Linked DNA regions of Mus musculus: region 2 is linked to region 1. The links are chromatin loops, found by intact Hi-C in ENCODE. Cell type or tissue: left cerebral cortex. All regions are shown on one strand. Each heading gives the region's core, and the rest is flanking DNA. Links, peaks and the distances in the headings are about the cores only.

Region 1 (7,500 bases), core at 919-5,918:
TCACTGCAACCTGGGCAGCAGAACAGGAGGCAGCTGCAGCTGGGAAGCAGGAAGAGACTTCCGTCCAGCCCTGGGTCTCAACTCTTCCTGGTCCTGCAGGGGCTACCAGCCAACACCAGCCATGACCAAGTACGTCAAGATCCTCTATGATTTCACAGCGCGAAACGCCAATGAGCTATCTGTGCTCAAGGACGAGGTCCTAGAGGTAAGGACCGGGGCTATACAGGGGAAGTGGGGCGTGTTCTGGGACCATGGTCTGTAATCCACCCATCTTCCCAGTGTGCTCGACCTGGCTTCCTACTGGGCCTCCAGTGGCCTCTCTGACCCCCACCACAGTCTGGCTGAGCCACTGAGCTGCCTTCTGATGTCTGGGGGATCCCTGGAGGTCTACCGTGGTGGGTGGCCCTTCGGTAGAAGCCAGTAGGGGCTTGTCATTCATGGCCACCCAAGATCACCACCCTGGACCAACTTATTTGTGCCTAACCTGAATCCAGGCCACCTACTGAGGGACAGAAAGTGGAGCAGGCTGGGGGAAGCTCTGCATTTAGAATCAGGTTAAGAGGTACCCTGTCTCCAGGACTGGGGAGGCCAGGCAGGCACTGGGTAGCCCATCAGGCCAAGACATGTCCAGAGGATGGAGAGCTGTGCTTGAGATACCTGGACAATGCTTTGGCCCTCTGTGAAGGGTTTGGCAAGTGTCCCCAGCATCTGACTCTAATAGTACTTGAGGTCTGCACGAGGATGTTGGTGAGTCTCACAGACATCTGGACACTTGGCAGGTGCTGGAGGACGGCCGGCAGTGGTGGAAGCTACGAAATCGCAGTGGCCAGGCGGGCTATGTGCCCTGCAACATCCTGGCTGAAGCTCGGCAGGAGGACGTGGGTGCCCCCTTGGAACAGGTGATCGCCTGCCACGGCTCCATTCTGTCTACAACACAGTCAGAGCCCCTAAGGTCAGGGGTGCAGCTGGTCTCAATGTGATATTTGAACCTGATCCCCGGAAACCTGCTGCCCCCAAGCTGGGCCAAGGGCTGTGTGGGTTCCTGGGGTCTTACTCAAGGGAAGAAAGGGCTGGCCCATCCATCTGGGGTCCTGGGTAAGTCCTTATATAATAGCCCCCCCCTCACCTTACCCCTCACCTCTTCCTTACTCCTTGCAGTCTGGCCAGAAATACTGGGGTCCAGCCAGCCCCACCCACAAACTGCCCCCAATTTTCGCAGGGAACAAAGAAGGTAAGTAGATCCACTTTGGGGTTAGAAGTGTAGGGAGGGGCAGGGGAGGGCGCTGATAGGATGCGGAGGGTGGGGAAGAGGCAGAGAACGGGTCGAGTGAAGGGGCTGAGAGCGTGCGCCCCACAGAGCTAATCCACCACATGGACGAGGTCAATGACGAGCTCATGAAAAAGATCAGCCACATCAAGACACAGCCGCAGCGCAACTTCCGCGTGGAGCGCAGCCAGCCAGTGCACCTGCCGCTTACCTTCGAGTCAGGTCCGGATGAGGTCCGCGCCTGGCTGGAAGCCAAGGCCTTCAGTGCCAGGTGAGTCCCGTGTGTACAGCCGGTGGGGCGGAGCCTGGAGGACAGTGTCCCGCCCACGGCCCCGCCCTCACACCCACCTGCCCCTAGGATCGTGGAGAACCTGGGCATCTTAACTGGACCCCAGCTCTTCTCCCTCAACAAGGAGGAACTGAAAAAAGTGTGCGGGGAAGAGGGCAGTCGCGTGTACAGCCAGCTCACGGTTCAGAAGGCCTTCCTGGAGGTGAGCAGCTCCTGCCTGCTTCTGAGTTCCTTCCTAGGCACTTGCACCTGGGGTCACTGGAAAAACAGGAAACAGCAGGGCCCTGTCCTGTACCCTCTTTATTCCCCAACCTCCCGGCTGAGGCCCAATCTCTTTTTCCTAGAAACAACAAAGTGGGTCAGAACTGGAGAAGCTCATGAGCAAGATCAGGAGGGCCGAGGACAGCTATACCAGCCAACACACTTCACCAGAGTCAGAGGGGGCGCCGCACCTGTAATGGGCCCAACCCAAATGCATGGAGTATTATTTTTATATGTGTATTATTTTATACCAAGGACATAGATGGGCTGGGTGTAACTGGCTTACCTGCCCTCCAGGCAGAGTCCTGTGTATGAGCCTAGCTACACCTGTGGGTAGCTCTTTTACCACCCGAGCCCTACCCCCAACCCAATACTCTTCTTCCAAAACCAAGGCCAGCCTCAGCCAAACCTGTACCTGGCAGTGCCAGTCCCTTCTCAACCTGCTGCCAAGGCCCCAGGACTCTCCCGGTGGGCAAGGCCTCTTCCCCTGGTCTTCTTGGTGCACATGAAGGTCCTTGTTCCTTACAATGCTGGGCCCCGACTCTGCAGCTCTCCCTTGTGTTGCTTGTTTCTACATTCACGTTTTCCTGCATCCGCTGTACCCCAATTGCAGGATGGGCCTGAGCCCTCAGCTGACCAGCCTGGTGTCCTTGCCTACATATTTGCCCACTCCCTTCACGCTGCTAGCATCCCAGGAACAACCTGGTCAGGGGCTCCAGGACAGGAGGCCTTGGGTGACCTGCTGGTATAGAGTATGCTGTATTCTTTCTTCTTTGAGACCTAAGAATGAACCAGACATAGGTTCTGACTTCAAATGTCCCATCCCACCCAAAGAGCCTGTGATAACAGATGTCTCTGGCTATTTCCACCAGCCTGTTCGCTGGTGTCTGGTGCGTTTCCCAGCTCTGGATGGAGCCCCAGACCCAGAGATGAGAGTGGGGACTCCACAGCTATGTCAATAAACCAGATGTCTCCTAGCAACTTAGATATCTGTTTCTTGGGGTAGAAGTGCTCTGACACCCAAACTGCCTCTTCTTCCTGCTCCTTTTCTCTGGGATAGTGCATTGGCCCTGAACTCTGAATCGTCATCCTGCCTAAGCCTTCTGTGCTGGGATCCCACTTGTAGACCACCAAGCCTGGTCATGCCCTTCAAAGATCTTTCCAGTAGAGAGCAACCCACCCACACAGGTAGTGCTTTGGCCATGCCAGGGGACACCTCTCACCTCCACACCCATCCAAAATGGCCCTAAGGACATTTCTGGGAGGGACTCCAGAGGGTGTCTAGACAGCCCAAAACCTTCCAACCGGGTGGCTTTCAAAGGTCCCATTCTGAGTAGGAGCAGAGTTCAGCTGGCCCAGGAGCATGAATCAGAGGGAGATAGAGGCACTATTTAGAAGACTGTTCCAAGATGAGGGAGGTGTCAAAAAGAGACCTGGGGCCTGAAAGACCTCACTGACAAGTTGGAGAGAGACCCAGGTATCTGCCTGACTGGCCAGAGACTTTCCTTTGATGCAAGCCTTTGGTGCCATCTGCTGGTAGCTCCTTATACATCTTTGGGTGACTGTTAGATACCTTGTATCTGGTGTGAGGACTGTCCTGCATTCCAAATTGCTAGTGAGTCAAATCCTGACAAGGATCACCTGAATCCTCAACGTACTGTGCCGAGACTGAGGTGAAGAGACTGTGCCCCTCAACTAATCCACCACCTACCCAGACTTGGCCTCAGGTCTCAGAGGCTCCAGCCCCTCAGCTCAGACAAGCCCTACAGGACCCAGTCTTTCCAGCAGTCTTCTCTCCAAGATGGTTGGCGCCACCCTTAGGGAGTCTCCAGAACCTGTATCTGCTTCATCTAACCCTCCTAGCCCTTCCCCATCTGCCTACACTTACTGTGGCTTCCACAGAGCTGAGGCGGCTCCAGACCAAGCAGCCTCCCCTGCCCAGGAGCTCTGGACTCCTCACTCCCATGTGCTTGGGGCCCCAGCTGAACAACTGGCTCAGGCCTCTGAGTTCTTGGAAGTTGTCCCTTCTTCTCTCAAGGGCCTTCTACCACCTCTAGGTCCTTTTTAAAAAGTAGAGAGCTGGGTGTGGTAACATACACATTTAATTACAGAAAGCAGAAAGCAGAGGCAGGAGGGAGATCTATGTGAATTAGAAGTAGGTCGACACAGCAAGTTCCAGTCCAGCCAGGGTTACAGAGTTAAAAAAAACAAAAACAAACAAACAAACAAACAAACAAACAAGAAAAAAACTGTCAAAAATCTTTACTTTTAAATATTTTTTAGATTTTCTTGCTTTTACTTTATGTGTATGAATGTTTGCCTGTACATGTCCTACATGTATGTACACCATATACACCACATGTGTGCCGTGCCCACAAAGGCCAGACAGATTCTCTGGAACTGGAGTTATAGATAGTTGTGGGTCCTGGAACCCCAACCCTGGTCCTCTGCAGCAATAACCATCCCTAAAGGCTGAGACAGCTTTCCTTATTAATTCTGTGAGGCACAATCTCACATAGCACACGCCTCATACTTTTGATGTGGCTGATGGATGGCCTCGAAGGCTTCTAGGCAGGCACCCAGTTTAATGTGTTGCTGGGGATAGAGGGGAAACATTCTGCCAACAGAGCTAAGTCCTGAACCCTCAGAACCTTTCAAAGAGAATAGCAGAGGACCACCCATCACAGGCACCTAGTGAAGAGATGGAAGTGTTACAGCCCCAGGGCGAGTTAGCTTGGGACCTTCCCTAACTACTTACTCTTCCCTCTTTGGATGTCACTATCCGGGGCCTGCAAATGAGAGATAACAAACAAGAACCATGCAGCAAGCACTATCTCTAGCATTGGGTGACCTCACTCTGGTCTAGACTAAAGAATGAGACACAAAGAACCCAGGTCACCTAGGCTGGGGTTCAAGTGCAACTTTCCTAATTATAATACAACTCTCCCTGATCCCTACCCAGCAAGTCAGCAGGAATGGGAAAGGTTTGCCCTACCTGTGGGAACCCAGCTGAAGAGGGTCTGTCCATAGGTTGGGTAGATTTGCCCTGGACAAGAACGAAGAATGAACTTAAAACCCCCAAACCTAGAGTTGGTTTCTAAGCTACTTAGCCAATAAGCTCTTCGTGTGTGGGACTGCTGTGACTACTGCTCTGTGCCTAGCTCCACCACCAACAAATATTTCCATGAACAAGGCCCATCTCTGTCTGGGGACAAGCATGTCTTTGTGATCTGCCAACCTCCTGACCACCCACAGCAGGCCATTCAAACACAGGGCTTCCTATACCACTCAGAAGAGGCTTTCCCGTCTTTCTTAGAAAAAGATATAAAATAGTTGACTTCTCAAGGTAATTGGAGGAATGACAGAGAAGCTGAGATGTCCCTTCTACCTGGGTGACCCAGCACAAGATGCACACTTAACCTGGGGACAGTGATGCTTAGCCAAAGTGGCTAAATCTCTGTGCAAATCCCATGAAGGGACCCTGGACATGGGTGAATGCCGAGAAAATGCTTTTTGTGTGGAGAAGCAGAAAGGATCTACCCTGGCCCTGAATGTTCCCCTGGGAGTATTGAATGCAACATGACAGGCAAAACTGTCAAGTGTCAGAGAGAAAGCATGGAGAAGATCTGTAGCCAAATAACTTGTGCTCAAACAAGAAGACGTGAATTTGAGTTCAAAGAGACAATGTGTGTGTGCTGCTATGGGGCATGGAGCAGAGAGGAGTGATGGCCAAGCTATACAGCTCTGAGCATACAAAGCCTAAGAGTCGCTTGCCAGGCATGGTGATTCGTGCCTGTCATGTTATCGTTTGGAATGCTGAAGCAGGAGGATTACCATGAGTTTGAGGCCAGAGCAGGCTTATAGTGCTACCCTGCCCCAAAGAACAACCAAAACTTCTTTTGTTGATCACCACTCCCCAAAGTGCTGTCAAGAGACACATTGCACACTGAGTGGTCTTAAGTGCACACCTCACTGTGGATGGTATTAGGGGCACAGCTGCTTAAGAACTTTCTTCAGGGTTTGAGGTACAGGCGAGTAGCAGGGGAACAGGGAGAAGCACGGGGTCGAGTTCAAGGAGGATCTTTGGATACTTGGTTAGGACTCAGCATCCCTAAGGTGAGTTTCAAAACTCAGAGAGCCCTGCTAGGCTTTCCACCTACAGGTCCTGAGCAAGAACTTTCTGAGGGGTCAGAGAGATGGTTCAGTGGTTAAGAGAACTGGTCTCTCCTCTAAAGAAGCCGGGTTCAGTTTCCAGCACCCTTGCGGCAGCTCACAACTGCCTTAAAATTAAATAATATAATATACAAAAATCTTTCTGTAACTTCCCAAATAAGGCATTTGAAACCTCATCTTCCTGCTTTGAGTGCAACAGTGGTGTGTATGTGTGTGTGTGTGTGTGTGTGTGTGTGTGTGTGTGTGTGTATACATGCTTACATGCCTGAGTGCAAGAAGAGTCAGAGACCAGAGGTCAACACTGATTTCTTCTCTCTCTACATTGGGAAGAGCGGGGGGGGGGGGGGGTAGCAGTGGAGATTGAACCTAGAACCTTCTATATGCTAAGTGTCCTGCTTAGTCTTTTTGTCAGCTTTACTTGAACTAGATTCATTTGGGAAGAGAAAACACTAATTGTGGAAGTGGTCCACCAGATTTGCATGTGGACAAGCCAGGCAGTGGTGGTGGCACATGCCTTTATTCCCAGCACTGGAGAGGCAGAGGCAGGTGGATTTCTGAGTTCGAGACCAGCCTGGTCTACAGAGTGAGTTCCAGGACAGACAGGGCTACACAGAGAAAGCCTGTCTTGAAAACAAACAAACAAACAAACAAACAAACAAACAAATAGAAATATTTGCCTGTGGGCAAGCCTGTGAGACATTTTCTTAATTAATGATGGATGTGGGAGGTGCCGTCTCTGTACACATGGTTCTGAGTTGTATAAGAAAGCAGGCTCATAGCATTTGGAATACAGGTCTCTCTTAGCTTGAGGCTAGCCTGCTCTACACAGAGAGTTCCAGGACAGCCAGGATTGTATAGACAGATCAGATCTGTCTAAACTCTGTGTGTGTGTGTGTGTGTGTGTGTGTGTGTGTGTGTGTGTGTGTGTTAGAGAGATGGCTCAGTGGTTAAGAGCATTTGTTACTCTTACAGAGGACCCAGGTTTGATTTCCAGTACCCAGAAGATGGCTTTCAACTACCTGCAACCCCAGTTTCAAGGAGTGCATCAGACATAGACATGGTGCACATATATGCATGTAGGCAAAATATTCACATATAAAATAAAACAAATCTTTTAAAATGAAGTAAAAAAAATCTTTTTGAAAGACAGAAAGCAGGCTGAGCAAGGCATGAGGAGTCAGTCATTAAGTAGCACCCCTCCATGGTGGCTTTTTCTTTAGTTCCTCCTTAGTGTGGTGGTTTGAATAAAAATGGCCCCCGTAGGTCCATAGGGAGTGACACTAACAGGAGGTGTAGCTTTGTTGGAGGAAGTGCGTCACTAGGAGGTGGGCTTTGAGGTCGCAGATGCTCAAGCCTGGCCAGTGTGTCACTGTCACTTCCTGCTGCCTGTGGAATTCAGAAGTAGAACTCTCGGCTCCTTCTCCAGCACCTGCATGCCACCATGCTTCCCACCATGACCATAACTGACTAAACCTCTGAGACTGTAAGCCAGCCCCAATTAAATGTTTTC
Region 2 (7,500 bases), core at 1,596-6,595, 81 kb before region 1:
AGCTAAAAGACCAGGGTCTAAATTCCTTTTTTATTGATGCCAAGGACAACCAATCCCTACTCCAGCCAGGGTCCTAGAGACTCTTCCTCCCTCATCTGGGTGGCCTGGTTGTTTCAGTCCACTCTGAACGATCAACAGCAGACCTTGGTCCAGGAGGCAGCCAGAGAGACAGGGACCCATCCAGGGACAGCCTGGGCAGAAGCCTGTGGAAGGAGAGGGGACTAGTGAGTGACCATCAGAGTGCGGGTACCCACCTGGCTGGGGCACTTTAGGAATCCAGCTGAGGATGGAAAACTCACCAGTCCTGTAGGGTCTGAGTGTTCGACCACAGCAAGCAGAGCTGGTCCTCTAAGGGCTTGGACCGGGCCAGGCTGTTCTCTGGGATATTTTCTGTGTCCTGCTCGCTGACCCCACCCCCACCCCCACGCCCAAAGTAGAATTAGTGGTGTACAGGGATGTGGCGGGCCTGTCCCATACTAGCCAGTCTGGAAAATTCTACCTAGCGCGGGCTCACCTGCGCTTCCCCACCAGACCCTGCAGCAGGCGCTGCAGCCTGGCACTGTCCTGCAAGCGGCTGAGCTCGCTGGTGAACATTCCGTCTGAGTGTCTTGGGGTCCTGGGGAGGGGTGAAGCCATAAGGGTCAGAAATTGAAGTGTGGGCGTGGCCGGGATGAAACGGATTCCCAACCCTGCTCACCTGGGAGGTGCAGGGAGCGCGGCGGAACTGGAGAGCAGCAGCAGCAACAGCAGTAGCATCGGCGTGGGCAGCGGAGGCTCCATGGTCGGGCTCTGGGTGTGACAAATGCTGCAACTTCAGCCTGAGCCCCGCGCCACCGCTTTATAGCTGCCGGGACCGCCGGCGGCGGTGGGCTCCAGCACCGCCCCGGCTCCGCGCGGCCGGCCCCGCCTCATTGATTGCAGGAAGGTCAGGGCCGCCCACCCAGCTGTCGTCCGGCCACCTCCTGTCCCTACCGCCGTGTTGGCGCCCCTCAACTGCCTTGGGGGGGGAGATTAGAGGAGTAGTGCTACCAAGTAGCGAAATGGACATCTTCATCTGTGTCCAGGGATAGAAAATAGGGGTGGCAGTTCAGGACGGGCAGAGCGAACCGCACTGTGAGACCTCAACTCATCTTGGAGCCTAGCCTAGACCAAGACCTTGCCGCACTCTTGTCTGGAAGGAGCTGTAGGTGTCTTGAGGAGCCTAGGGCAGGCAGACGACTGAGAGGAAAGGAAGACCAGTGTCCTAGCGCTCCTGCTGAAGCCAGGGCAGGGTAGACTACTGCAGATAACCACCTTAAGGGCAGCTCAGCACCAGAAACAAAATGGGAATCCTCGTAGGCCTGGGGTTGCATTTTTGGATGGAAGGAGACAGTTTATTTGAATTGGTAGCAGAAAATGGAGATAGGTTAGAATAAAAGAAACGCAGGTGGGTAGAGGTTGTAAAGGAGTTGGGGCGGGGAGCTATGGATGGGGATTGAAGACAAATAGGCTTGCAGAACATCTTCATACTTGGAGTCCCCGACCTTAGTGGTAGCAGTACGCACCAAGACCTGAGTTCAACCCAGCACCGAAACTCAAATCAAAAAAGATAACCCTTGGGGCTGGAGAGATGGCTCAGAGGTTAAGAGCACTGACTGCTCTTCCAAAGGTCCCGAGTTCAATTCCCAGCAACCACATGGTGGCTCACAACCATCTGTAATAAGATCTGACGCCCTCTTCTGGTGTGTCTGAAGACAGCTACAGTGTACTTACATATAATAAATAAATAAATATTTAAAAAAAAAAAAAAAAGATAACCCTTAATATCAAATTACAAACCCAGAGAACTGTTAGGAGCTAACTCTCAGATAAAAATCATATGGTTTTGTTTTTTTTTAATTTTTTTTATTAGGTATTTTCCTCGTTTACATTTTCAATGCTATCCCATAGGTCCCCCATATCCACCCCCCTCAATCCCCTACCCACCCACTCCCCCTTTTTGGCCCTGGTGTTCCCCTGTACTGGGGCATCTAAAGTTGGCAAGTTCAATGGGCCTCTCTTTGCAGTGATGGCCGACTAGGCCGTCTTTTGATACATATGCAGCTAGAGTAAAGAGCTCTGGGGTACTGGTTAGTTCATATTGTTGTTTGGTTTTGTTATTAGGAATTGTTTCTTTTTGTTTTTTTTGGGGAGACGGAGTATTTAGCTCACGTTGCCTTTGATCTCACTATGTAGCCCAAGTTGGCCTGGACCCTCAACAGCAGAGATTGCAAATCTGAGCCACCAAGACCAGCTCTGTTTGCAGTTTGGGAGGAGGGGTTTGGCAGCTTGGGACTTCTTTGCTTTGCATTTTTGAGACAAGGTCTCATATACCCCAGGCTGGCCAGGAATTTGTTACATAGCTTAGGATAACCTTGAACTTCACATCTTCCTGCCAGTACCTCTGGGGTACTGGTATTACAGGAGTGTGGCAACATGGCCTAGTTTTACAGGGTGCTAGGAGTGGCCCTTGGGGCCTCACCAGTGTTGTGCTGTGCTAGTACTCTGTCAAAGGAATTCCCCATTCCTAACCCTCTACAGGAGGCTTTAAAAACAATTAGAAGATGTTTTAGAGTCGTTTTCAGTTTACAGAAAAACTGAACTGAAAGCATGGGATTTAGTTCCTTCATGCCCCTCACATATGCCCTAGAGACACCCCCCCCCCCCTTTCTGTTCTGGAGCAGAACTCATAGAGTCCTTGAGCTCAGAGATCCGTCTGCCTCTCAAATGCTGGAATTAATGGCTTGCATCCCCACCCCAGGCTTGAACCCATGTCACCACAGCAGTATCATAAAGCCCTGCAGTTGTCACCAGGGGCCACTTTGGGGTTGTCATTCTATTGGTTTGGGCAGTGTAAACTGTCATGGATCCAGTTCCATAGTATCAAACGCAGTAGGGTTGCAGCCCTGAACAGTCCCTGTGGAACCGTAATCCTTTTGCCCGTAGACTCCTGACCTTGTCACTGAGCTGGTGTCAGCGTTGGAAGCATCGCTTGCGTCCTTTTCACCACGGCTTCTAAATTTCAGAAATTACATTCACCTGTGTGTGGTTGGGTAGGTGGGCGGGTGCATGGAAGTCAGAGGGCAGCCTATAGAGTGTGCCTTTCTCCTTCCTTGTGGGTTCCAGGCATCTTAACTCAGGTGGGCAGGTTTGGCAGCACGGGCCTTTACCCACTGAGCCATCTTGCCAGACCCACACTGGCCTCTTTCATTTGGCATTAATCATTTACATCTGCTTTGAATCTTTTCATGGCTCAGTAGCTCGGTTCTTTCTAGGGCTTAGCAACGTTCCACTGTTTGAATGGACCAGTGTGTTTATCCATTCACCCAGTGAAGGACATCTGTATTGTCTCCAAGTTCAGGCAACTATAAATAAAGCTGCTGTAAAATGTGTGTGTGCATGTGCGTGTGTCCGTGTGCGTGTGTGTGTGTGTGTGTGTGTGTGTGTGTGTGTGTGTGTGTTACAGCCACAGACATAGCTCAGTGGTAGAGTGTTTGCCTAGTATGCATAAGGCCTAGGTTCAATACTCAAGACTGAAGGAGGGGTGGGTGCGACATATGTCAGCCCTAACCAATAGAACCATAGAAGTGACACTAAAATCAAATCCCTGAGTAAATAAGCAGAAAGGAGAAGACAGGTGGTTAGTGAGCAGTGACCTACAGGAACGGTGGTAGGCAGGAGGTAGTCCCCCGCCAGCCAGGCATCCTAATGTGCACAGGGCCTCATCAGGAAGATAGATGGTCAGGCAAGGGGGAAGTACTAGGAGCAGCCATTATACACTGAGGTCAGAGGAGGGTGGCATAGCTGGTTGAGGTTGTGTTTGGAAAGGGCTTAAGAAAGACTCTGAGGGGCTCAGGAGTTAAGAGCACTGACCGCTCTTCCAGGGGTCCTGAGTTCAATTCCCAGTAACTACATGGTGGCTCACAGCCATCTGTAATGGGATCTGATGCCCTCTTCTGGTGTGTCTGAAGACAGAGACAGTGTATTCACGTACATGAAAAAAGAAAGACTCTGAGAGCCAGTGTCATTTGCTTCTAATCCCAGAACTTAGAAGGGAGACGCAGGAGGGATCTCCATGAATTTGAGGCCAGCCTGGTCTATACAGAGAATTCCAGACCACTAGGGCTACAAAAAGTGGCCCTGTCTCAAAAGAACATAAAAGATGGTTCCTGAGAGATTGCTTTGTCAACGCACAAAGCAAAAACTCATGTGTTTAAGTTTCATGATAGCCATTAGTGGTGGATTGCAATGGCGTAGAGTTTATAAAGCGGGCATGATGGCTTACTCTGGGAATCTGAGGGATTCCTGGGAAGCTGAGGCAGGGGGCATGTGAGTTGGAGGCTGAGCCTGGGCTATGTCATAGTTATTGACAACTTAACACAAGCCTACATACACTTAGGGACAGGGCTTCTCAGCTGGAGAATTGCCTTCATCAGCTGGCCTGTGGACAAGTCTGTGGAGCATTTTCTTGATTGCTGCTTGATGTGGGAGGGCCCAGACTCTATCTGATAAGGAAAATGTCAGGCTAAGTGTTGAGTACCTTGTGGGAGACTTCCTATGAATGAGCTGTCAAGGCTCTGCCAAGACCCTTGGCCCTAGGTCTGGTCTTGACTTGAGCCAATGCCTCCTGCAGGTCCTGCTTGAGAATGTCAGGCTCAGCCCACACTGAGCCAGAGTCCATTCTGGGCCATGTCGCTGGAGATACAAAAGTGCAGCCATGCTGGGGACAGTCGGTGCCAATGATCTGAACGGTCCAGAGCTGGCAGTGTCCAGCAGTGTGCAAGGGTCGCATAGCCTTGAAGCAGAAGTCACAGGTGTCACTTACAGGTGTTACAAAATGTGCTCATCGCTCAAAAAACAGGGGTTCAAATGAATTCTCTCTCTCTTTTTAAAGATTTATTTATTTGTTTGTTTGTTTGTTTGTTTGTTTATTTATTTATTTCATGTATGTGGGTAAACTGTCCCTGTCTTCAGACACACCAGAAGACAACTTCAGGTGCCCATTACAGATTGTCTTAGTCAGGGTTTTTATTCCTGCACAAACATCATGACCAAGAAGCAAGTTGGGGAGGAAAGGATTTATTCAGCTTACACTTCCATACTGCTGTTGATCACCAAAGGACTTACCAAATTTAGCTTCCAGCCTCTCCTGCAGATAAAGATGGACATCTCTCATGGGAGCTTATGAAGCCTCACGCCCTTCCTGAGGCCAGCAATCCCAGAGATGCTTTCTGTCTGCCCTTTACCCCCTGTTCACTTCAAAATATCACGGAGCCTAGGGTAGGGGTAGGGGGTGAAGGGACCAAGCCCCAGCACCGGAAGTGCACTAGTCATGGGACCACAGAACTTTTCCCCCCCAGCTATCAGGAAGGTCACACCTATGTCCTCACATCCGTGCATTCCCCCAGAGCTTACAGTGTGCAGAGGTCATATGCACAAGGATACCTTACAAGGCTGGCCAGAGCCTGTTTGCCTGTGGCTAGCAGTTGTAAAGGGTATATTGCTCTTTAGGGACAAGCACATGACACTGGTGTCAGTCTTGATCACCATGATGGTGACCAAATAAGGCAGACAGGCAGCTGCGGAGCTTCTGTCTTCCTCTGTCTGCTTACCTTTGACACGGGACAAAGGTGATCACCGTCCGTTGTTTTTCCCAGGTGCTTCAGAGGCAGATAGACCAAGTCATGTTCCCCCAAGCAAGTAATGAAAGGGGGCGTGGGCCCCTGACATAGGGCTGTGCGCTCAACAGAGTTCTCGTTGACGTTTGGTTTTGCTGGAAACATTTCGTCAATTTAGATTACTAAATTGTTTGATTCAGGCTTGCCGATGTGAAGGCGACTTGTGCAGTGAGACTTTTGGCTTCTTTAAAAACCCAGTTGTGGGGCTGGCTGGTGAGATGGTTCAACGGGTAAAATCACTGACTGCTCTTCTGAAGGTCCTGAGTTCAAATCCCAGCAACCACATGGTGGCTCACAACCATCTGTAATGAAATCTGATGCCCTGCGTCTGAAGACAGCTACAGTGTACTTATTTATAATGATAAATAAATCTTTGGGCAAGAGCGAGCAGGGACTGAGCAAGTGGAGTTGACCGGAACAAGCAGTGTTGACTGCAGAAGTCCTAAATTCAGTTCCCAACAACCACTTGAAGGCTCACAACATCTGTACAGCTACAGTGTACTCATATACATTAAATAAATAAATAAATAAATAAATAAATAAATATTAAAAAATAAATAAAAATCCAGTTGTGTTATATAACTATACTTTCCGTTTAATTCCAGGCACCTGATATGGGGTTGCTTCACATTGTGCACAGCAGCTGACTATGATTTGTCTCATGCTCTGGCAGGGGTGTAACTCTGCCACCTGAAGATAGTTTACTTTTGGAATTCTGGGAACTCTTGAGAGGGTATTAAAAGATGCCAGAGCCCCAAGAGAGGTGGAGGCTGCTGCTCCTGGTCCCTGTTGCTGTGGTTCATCAAGTGGTCATGAGCAAAGGAAGAGAAGAAGAAATTGGATATCGTGATAAAGAAGATTGGACTTGCCCCCAGGGAACTCAGTGCCCCTAATCAGCAGGAAGTAGTCTAAAGAGTTCTATGTCCCCTTTCCCCTCTAACCTTTCTCTCCCACCCACTGTTGGGGGGCTGGAAGGGATAGAGTGGTAGATAGAAAAACCCAGTAAAGTACCCAGAAAGTACAGTTACAGACATCTGTGGCTTCCCATCTATCAGTTTTACAAGGAGTCTTCCAAGCTGCATTTATAATGTCCTTGGTCTTCCTACCTGCTTCATATGTGTGTATGGTGTGTAAGTATACATACATGCATGTTTTACATGTGTGTGAACACACTTGTGAGTGTGAATACTTGTGGGTGTCTGTACATATGGAGATCCAAGGCTGATGTCAGGAATTGCCCTCTATCACACTTCCGCCTTGTTCACTGAGTCAAGGCTTCCTGGTCAATCCCAGAGCGTGCCACTGTGGCTGGTCTTACTCACCAGCTTGCTCTGGCAACTTCTGTCTTTGCTTTACACGGCTGGAATCACAGCCAATCTCCATGTATTTATGTGGTTTCTGGGACTCAGCTATATACAGCATCACTTTAAGAACTTAACCATGTCCCCCACCTCCTCTATCTCAGGCCTCTCCCCATGCCCCATCTGTCCCCCGCCTCCCCACTTATTTCCATCATTTATTCTGTTGTCCTGATGAGTAAGAAAATGTTTTGAGTGCTGGAGAGTTGACTCAATGGTTAAGAGCACTGGCTGCTCTTCCAGAGGTCCTGAGCTCAATTCCCAGCAACCATATGGTGGCTCACAACCATCTATAATGTGATCTGATGTTCTTTTCTGGCATGGAGGTGTACATAACAGATAGAGTACACTCATATACACAAAATCTTTAAAATAATGTTTCAAATTGTCTCTTGCATCCCCCATGTTGGGGATGGAACCCATGACCAGGGCGTTGGACAGACTAG

Evidence for each region. Hi-C counts contacts between places; a loop is a spot of excess contacts. Peaks named below come from ENCODE experiments on the same cell type or tissue, not always from the same donor. Only the 100,000 strongest peaks of a DNase experiment are listed, where the experiment ranks them.
Region 2: it touches region 1 in a loop (2.7-fold over the local background); 2 of 42 quality-filtered maps call a loop at or near these places.

Annotation. Positions count from the first base shown.
Region 1 is chr7:141,360,223-141,367,722 of GRCm38, forward strand. It overlaps Eps8l2 (EPS8-like 2), which reads left to right. Exons shown (of 21, transcript NM_133191.2): 16 at 100-205; 17 at 780-899; 18 at 1,159-1,231; 19 at 1,358-1,538; 20 at 1,626-1,758; 21 at 1,901-2,794. The coding sequence ends at 2,014. B230206H07Rik (RIKEN cDNA B230206H07 gene) reads right to left here and starts at 4,888. Exons shown (of 2, transcript NR_033532.1): 1 at 4,813-4,888; 2 at 1-1,814. In left cerebral cortex, for the core only: a CTCF peak has its summit at 3,351 (motif pointing left); DNase peaks (open chromatin) are centred at 3,348 and 5,009; H3K4me3 peaks cover 193 bases; H3K27ac peaks cover 1,929 bases.
Region 2 is chr7:141,278,319-141,285,818 of GRCm38, forward strand. It overlaps Sct (secretin), which reads right to left and starts at 815. Exons shown (of 4, transcript NM_011328.3): 1 at 698-815; 2 at 515-616; 3 at 300-404; 4 at 11-203. The coding sequence starts at 780. The coding sequence ends at 92. In left cerebral cortex, for the core only: no CTCF peak of the experiment used is centred there; no DNase peak of the experiment used is centred there.